2 separate regions of the Homo sapiens genome follow, and region 2 is linked to region 1. The links are chromatin contacts, found by Hi-C or POLR2A ChIA-PET in ENCODE. All regions are on one chromosome and are shown on one strand. Each heading gives the region's core, a stretch centred on a gene start or an enhancer-like site at or near the end of the contact. The rest is flanking DNA. Distances are from core to core; before and after follow the strand shown. Region 1 has its middle 16 kb from the start of IFNG. Region 2 has its middle 33 kb from the start of MDM1.

Evidence for each region. Hi-C counts contacts between places; a loop is a spot of excess contacts on that map. ChIA-PET counts read pairs that join two places held with the same protein, here RNA polymerase II (POLR2A). Pooled maps may share reads with other maps.
Region 2: a loop to region 1 is called in a pooled map, with 4 times the contacts of the local background. The contact joins two enhancer-like sites. A Hi-C loop is called at or near these places in 1 of 37 single-sample maps with no recorded cell type and 8 of 50 pooled maps. POLR2A ChIA-PET finds 5 or more read pairs at or near these places in 1 of 52 experiments (activated T-cell).

What each region holds. Positions count from the first base shown.
Region 1 is chr12:68,173,790-68,177,649 of GRCh38, reverse strand. No RefSeq gene overlaps it. Among named protein-coding and RNA genes, the nearest start is that of IFNG, 16 kb to the right of the region's middle. RefSeq lists an enhancer at 1,683-1,742. Within about 2 kb of position 1,954, at least 6 of the 41 ENCODE cell types and tissues checked have a DNase peak (open chromatin) inside an H3K27ac peak, as active enhancers do.
Region 2 is chr12:68,363,297-68,367,156 of GRCh38, reverse strand. No RefSeq gene overlaps it. Among named protein-coding and RNA genes, the nearest start is that of MDM1, 33 kb to the right of the region's middle. RefSeq lists enhancers at 1,411-1,932, 1,860-2,119, 1,933-2,455. Within about 2 kb of position 1,641, at least 39 of the 41 ENCODE cell types and tissues checked have a DNase peak (open chromatin) inside an H3K27ac peak, as active enhancers do.

The sequences.
Region 1 (3,860 bases), core at 705-3,204:
AATAAAAACTGAAAAAAAATATGAGGGAATAATTAATAACTTCTCATAGCAGATACTACCTGCCTTGCCAACATCCTCTCAGCAGCCTCCCTCTCTCTTCTTACCCTCTGCCTGTGACTGTAACAGTTCACTATTCTTGGCCTAAGGGCTTCTTTCTATTTTCACATGAGGAAGACTGGAAGAGCTAGGGGTTTAATGCCCTGGGAGCAGTGCTCAGACAGTGCTAAAGATAGTCGCAGGATAGATACCCCAACTTCTTCGTCCCTTGGGCAGGATAACTTTGGGGTATGGGCTACACCATCACCCAGAGGTCTATAGTGGGCTGAGTCTCAGTTGACTACAGTAGCTCCCTTTGGGAACCACCCTGAACTGACTTCCTTCCCTTCCCTGAATCTCTTTGCCTCTTTTCTACTGGTGCTTCCTAGAATCACCACCAAAAAAAAAAAAAAAAAAAAAAAATCCTTGTCTCAAGCTCTGTTTCTGAGGTAACCCAACCTCAGTTTCTATATGTAAAATATTTCAATTTAACCTGAACAAATACGTTAAACATGAAGAAATGTACAAATACAACTTCTAAATCAGGTTACAAGGGAAAAAAACCCATAAAATGGAAATAAAAATGATGAGCACACATTGTGCTTGCTATATGCCAAGTATTATTCCAAGAGCTGCACATATAACTCATTTGAATCCCACAAAAAACCTGTGAAGTAGAGTCCAGAGACTTTAAGGAGCTTGCCTAGATTCACACAGTTTACACAGCTGGTAAAAGATGGAGCCTGGACTCAAACTCAGTCTTGCTCCTTTGTCTGTGCTGTTTGTTAACCATGATACTATCATAGAGATGTTTTAAAAAGGTGATTTATTAGTAATGACATGATATCATGAAAGTATTATGCCCAGTTATGTTGTTTATATGAATAGTGCAGAAAACGAATAACATTTGTTGTCATTATAATCTCAAAGAAGACAGGATCCTCATATAAACAGGAGCAGTTATGAGATAAACACATTTTTAAAAAATCCCTTTAAATGGATGTCAGTTCATGAAAGTGATTTGTCATTAATGTCCAACAGTGAATGACTATGAACAGCAGCTTTTGAGATTGGCAGTAACACAGCTTTTAGGAAAACAGAGGGCAGGCATAGTTTAAAGCTAACATCAGCATGTGTAATGAGGTATCATCCTATTCCCTATGTGGCTTGGGCACTAACTTGCAGCTGAAGAATAGAGATCTGTTTGGGCTTGCAGCCCTGGCTAAATGGCCCTGCTGGTTCCACCCCCCAGGTCTGATGGTCAAGAATTATTGGATACTTCATGTAAAGCACTCAGCCAGGCACTTTGAGATAGATGAAGAAGACTAAGAGGCAGTGTATACTCTCTAGGACCTTAAAACCTAGTGAGGAAGAAAAGCACATGAGGATAACTTGGACTTTTTTTCTTCTATGAGAAAAACATCTGGTAAGGTTATTCAGACCACTCAGCTTCATATGGATTTATAGATGTTGGTGCAATTTTTACTCCTTGGCTTCAGCTATTGAAGCTGTGGCAGCAGGTGTGATTACCTCAGAAGAGCGAAGGTGCAAAACAAACTCTTGAGGTCTTGGGAGCTCTGCAGGTGGTTTCCTTGCAGTTCTTCAAATAAAAGGAAGTCTAAGAGCTTCCTGACTCTGTGATAGAGAATGCTACCATGCAAGGCCATCACTTGAAGCCTTTGCTCTTTGCAGAGGCAGAAGCGTCCCTGAGTGCATTGAGACGCTGGGCTGAAGAGAGGAATGACATCAGCACCAGGTGGGGGAGAAGAGCGATTTCCTTTTTTCTCAGGGTGACCCACAGGAAGGACATGGGAAGTTAGGTCAGAATTGGCTTGACACCTCTGTCCTGGGAAATCCTATCAGGTGACTAAGAAGAAAACAACCCACCAAGTTACTGCTCTTTGCCGAGAGATGGAAGGCACCTTGGGGGAAACCCCTGACCACAGGCCAATAGAACAGAATGTTGTTAGTCTTGCTGAAAAAGCCAACCAGAAAAATACTTCTTCAAATTCACCTGGGGTGACAAGAAATATTTCCCATTCTTGGGTTCTTTCACTTTCCTAATGGAAGCATAGATTGAACACTTTGTGAAATGTCATTTAGATTTTCCCTCTTGTGATTGGCTTTATTTTTCTTTTTAGGAAAAAAAAGACAGAGTGCAGGGCATACTTTTTTTGTGGTTGATAGGATTCCTAATGCAACCATAAATATGACCAGCATATAAGTCATGATCTATGATTCTAATTAGCAAATGATGTTTCTAATTTTCAAATAGGACAAGTTATATATCATTAAGTTTTGGGATGCCTAATCTTTTTTATTCCATCAATTTTTATTTTAAGTTCTGGGGTACACGCACAGGATGTACAGGTTTGTTACATAGGTAAATGTGTGCTATGCTGATTTGCTGCACAGATCAACCCATCACCTAGATATTAAGCCCAGCATCCATTTGCTATTCTTCCTGATGCTCTTCCTCACCCCACTTCCCCAACAGGCCTCAGTGCGTATTGTTCCCCCCATGTGTCCATGTGATCTCATCGTTCAGCTTCCACTTGTGAGTGAGAACATGTGGTGTTTGGTTTTCTGCTCCTGTGTTAGTTTGCTGAGGATAACAGCTTACAGTTCCATCCATGTTCTTGCAAAGGACATGATCTCATTCCTTTTTATGGCTGCATAGTATTCCATGGTGTATATTTATACCACATTTTCTTTATCCAGTCTATCATTGATGGGCATGTGGGTTGATTCCATGTCTTTGTTATTTTGAATAGTGCTACAATGAACATATGTGTGCATGTGTTTTTATAATAGAACGATTTATATTCCTTTGGGTATACACCCAATAATGGGATTGCTGGTTCAAATGGTATTTCTGTTTCTAAATCTTTGAGGAATTGCTACACTGTCTTCCACAATGGTTGAACTAATTTACATTCCCACTAACCATCTAAAAGCATTCCTTTTTCTCTGCAACCTCACCAGCATCATTTTTTCTTGACTTTTTAATAATCACCATTCTGACCGGTATGAGATGGTATCTGATTATTATTTTGATTTACGTTTCTCTAATGACCAGTAATGTTGAGCTTTTTTCATGTTTGTTGGCTGCATGCATGTCTTCTTTTGAGAAGTGTCTGTTCATATCCTTTGCCTACTTTTTAATGGGGTTGAGTTTTTTTTTAATGTAAATTTGTTTAACTTCTTTGTAGACTCTGGATATCAGACCTTTATCAGATGGCTAGATTGCAAAAATTTTCTCTCATTCTATAGGATGTCTGTTCACTCTGATGATAGTTTCTTTTGCTGTGCAGAAGCTCTTTATTTTAATTAGATCCCATTTGTCAATTTTTGCTTATGTTGCAATTGCTTTTGGTGTTTTTGTCATAAAATCTTTGTCCATGCCTATCTTCTGAATGGCATTGCCTGGATTTTCTTCTAGGGTTTTTATAGTTTTGGGTTTCACATTTAAGTCTTTTATCCATCTTGAGTTAATTTTTGTATAAGGTTTAAGGAAGGGTCCAGTTTCAATTTTCTGCATATGGCTAGCCTATTCTCCCAGCACCATTTGTTAAATAGGGAATATGTTCCCCCTTGCTTGTTCTTGTCAGATGAGATGGTTGGGGATGCCAAATCTTAATTAAAGAAACTGACACATGTTTAGAGTTGCCTGAAGTTAAAAAAAAAAAAATTCTGTGCTGCAATCTAAAAGAAGCTACCCTCTTTGAAGAAGAAAAGAGATAAGAACTTTAGCTTTCTTACTTAGCTTTATGATACCCATTGCCTTTCTAAGTTAAAAGATTAGGAAAAAACCTTTAAATGCC
Region 2 (3,860 bases), core at 392-2,891, 190 kb before region 1:
CCCTGTCAACCTGAAACCTGTAATTTTGTTTTTTCAAAACAACATTTTGATTTCTTACTGGTAAAAGTGAAATGTGTTTATTGTTAGAAATGTGACAAATAGTAGAGAAGCAGACAGAATAAAATAAGAACAGCCCATAATCTCATCATTCCTGGATAACTTTTAACATTTTGTTTATAGGTTTCATGCCTTCTGATGTAATTTATTTTATAAAAGGATCATTAGTTGCTTTATGGAGAACAGATTGTAGGCGGGCAGTGTGAATTCAGGGAGACTAACGGGGAGGCTCTCATAGAAGTCTGGGGGAGAGATGCTGGTGGCAGAGGAGTGGGCAGTGCTGATGAGGAGAGGGGCTGGATTTGGTGCATATTTTGAACATAGAGACAACAGGACTTGCTACTAATGGGTTGGATGTAAGGTATGAGAGAAGAAGGAAGGCATCAAGCATATGATGCCCTGGTTTCTAGTCCCATCTCTTGTGAAATGATGATCCATTTACTGAGATGGGAAACAATGAGACGGAAGCAGGTGTGTGTGTGTGTGTGAGGGGGAGGAGACAGCAATGGAAATCAAAAGTTCCATTTTGGATATAAGAAGGCCAAGTAAGAATTTCACACCTGAGTGAGGATTTCTAGTCGGGAGCTTAGGGGAAGAGGACAGGCAGGGAGATTTTATCTGGCGGATTATCAGCATAGAGAGGATGTAGGGGAGATGGTCTCAGGAGTGACATGTAGATGGCCAGGAGGTCTGAGGACAGAGGTTGAGCCCTCTAATATGGATTGGTTGGGAAGAGGAGAAGGATGCAATATGGGAGAACAAAGGAGCAGCCAGTGGACTAGGAAGAAAACTAGGAAAGAATGCAGTGATTGGAAACCAAGGGCAGAGGGTAGTTCAAGAGAAAGGAAGTGCTCCTTCTCTCTATGTACACAGAAACACTCACATGCATAGATACATATGCACACACATATTTTTATGTGAGACTATGCCCATTTTTATATAAATGTAGGGCTTTTCATTTATTATGGTGACTTTTTTATCCCCTTAAAAACCTTCCAAAAGATTATTTTGAATGGCTTTAAAGTAGTCTATACTTGTAGCTGTAACCTTAGAAGGAACAACCTTGTATATACATTTTATGTTTCTTTAAATTCTTGAAGTGGAATTACTGTGGATATGAAAACCTTTAAGGCTTTTGATATCTGTTGTCAAATTGCCTTTCAGAGAGGTTGTACCAAGGTTGTACACTCCACCAGCAGTCAACTGAAACCAAGCATTTGGCAAGCATTATTAGCATTAAAATTATATATATATGTGTGTGTGTATATATATATATAAAATTTTTAAATATATGTATAAAGATAATTGCACACACACATAAACACATATATATGGATATATATGTGTCTATATATGCCTGTGTATGTATATGTGTGTGTGCAATGCTATCTAGTTTTCTCCACTTGCATGACTTGGTTACTGGAGGTTGAACAAGTTTCAACATAAGGCTTCTTGTGTGCGGTCTGAGTGGTGAGCAAGTTGATCTGGCACCCACACCCCCTTAAGTATGAAAAAAATGAGTGTAAACATCCCCCAAGTCAGCCATTCAGGGCATGAGGGCTGCGGAGGAGGAGGAAAGCTGGTTCTGAGCTAGTTTCTCGGTGGGGGTGGAGTAGATCTTTGTCAGCAGTGAAGGAGCCGGTGTGGTTCCCACAGCTTGCAGTGCCTCCTCCCTTCCCGGCCAGACTTCCTGTGGGCCCAGCCTGGGAAAGGGCGTGGTCACCAAGAGGCAGAAGCAGCCCTCCTCAGCTGCACCAGCCCCGATGTGTTAGGTGGTGAAGTCTCTGTTGCCCTGTGAACCGCAGCCCACGTTGCCCAATTCAGCAACAAACACGAGCCATGGGGCCCAGGCCGACTGCCCCACATACAGTGTCCTTTCCTGCCTGGGTGGAGCCTTCTCGGTCTGAGAGGCCGGTCCTCTGCAGAGAGACCTTCGGAATCCTCCCTACGGCCTGGCTGGGCCTCTGTCCAGCTGAAGCGGAAAGACCCGGTGTGCTGTGAAACTGCAGCAGGGCAGCATCCGTCTGTTGGTCTGCGGCGTCGCAAAGGGCGATTGCACCACGTTGTTAGGCTGTGGATGTGGAAATCGACAATACTGAGGCGATAGAAATCTTAAAAGAATGTATGGGACATAAAGATAAGCCAAAAATGGGGATTGTGGCAATCTTGTGTGTAACATTTCTCATTTCATAACTGTGCCAGTCGCAATGTAACTCAAAGGAAAAAAGAAAGCACCACAACCCTTTGCTTTCTGGGTAGCACAGACACCTGTAATATTTTCTATGGTCGCCAAGGACGAATTCCTGACAGAGTGCAATTAGCACAGGTTCAGAGGCCTCAAGTCCAAAGGAAAGGATTCTGTGAGAAGTTAAAACTGCAAGATGAAAAATTTTCAGTAGAAATGGCGCTGATATTGAGTTTCTTCAGATGTTTTTCTTTTTGTATTTATAAAATATTTCCATTGTAAAGCATTCAATTAATGAAGAATGGTGTAAAGTAAAAGCTAGTCTTCTCTCAAGTCCCTCAAACCTCACTCCCACTTGCTAACAGTTTGGTACGTGTTTTCCAGTGCTTTTATTATGCAATTATGAACATTTATATGAGTATAGTACATAGCTCATGTATAGTCCGTTTATCAAGCTGCTAGCATGCAGTTAGTGTTCAATAATATATACCCACACATACAATTTAAAAACTGAAAATGAGATTATACTATGCAAATTCTGCAACTTGTTTTAAGTTTTATTTAAATGCAATTTCTCTTTGTCTTTTTGGCAGGTAGTTTAGTTTCATCTTTGCTTTATAAAGACAAAAAATCAAAAACTTTTTCCAGCCAAGGACTACCAGGTAGATGAATTTATTCGACTATTATTTGTTGCATGCCAAAGATGCATCAGGCATTGCTCAAGGAGCTGGGAATGAGTGAAATAACAATCCTCACCCTCATGGAACTGACATTTTGGTAGAGGGAAGCAGGCAATAAACATGTTTAATAAGTGGATTGTCAGATGTTGATAGCAGAGCAGATAGCAGAGCATGTTGGGGATGGTTAGGGAAGGTCTCCCTGAAAAAGTGACACTTGAGCCAAGGTCTAGAGATGGAAAGGGTAATGCCACAGGGATATCTGAGGAAGGGCGTGTCAGGGAAAACAAACAGAATGTACAAGAGCCCTGAGGAGGGAGATAGATGACTTCCTCAGAAACAGTAAACAGGCAATGTGGCTGGGTAATGGTGAGAGAAGGGAGGACAGATGGGGTGGTTGGAAAGGACCGGTGGGGCCTTGCAGGGGATTTGGAGGTCCTGGGCTTTTACTCTGAGGGGGATAGCCTGTTCCTGGGGGCATGGAGCAGAGCAGCCTCATGATGTGATGCATGTTATCACATGAGCACCCCGGCTGCTGTGGAGAGTAGACTCTCTCAGGCAAGGGCAGAGGTAGGGATGCCAACTGGGAGGCCACGGTGGCGATGAAGCAGGGGAGTGACAGTGAACATTGGGATGGGGTGTTGGCAGTACAGGTGGGGACGCTGTTGGATTCTGGGTACACTTACAAGGTAGAGACAACAGGATTTGCTGATGGATCAGATGTGGGATATGAGACAAAGTGCAAAGCCGAAGATGACTATGAGGACCTAGTAACGCATGGAGTGTTCCTAATGAGAACTTTATTCATTAGTCAAGGCAAGAAACAAACAACACGAGAGTATGGATGACAACAGACATCAGAACATGGAGATCTGGAGGGCCATTATAGACCCTCTTTTCCTCTCTTTTTGCCTCCACAATATCATGTGCTATGCCACATG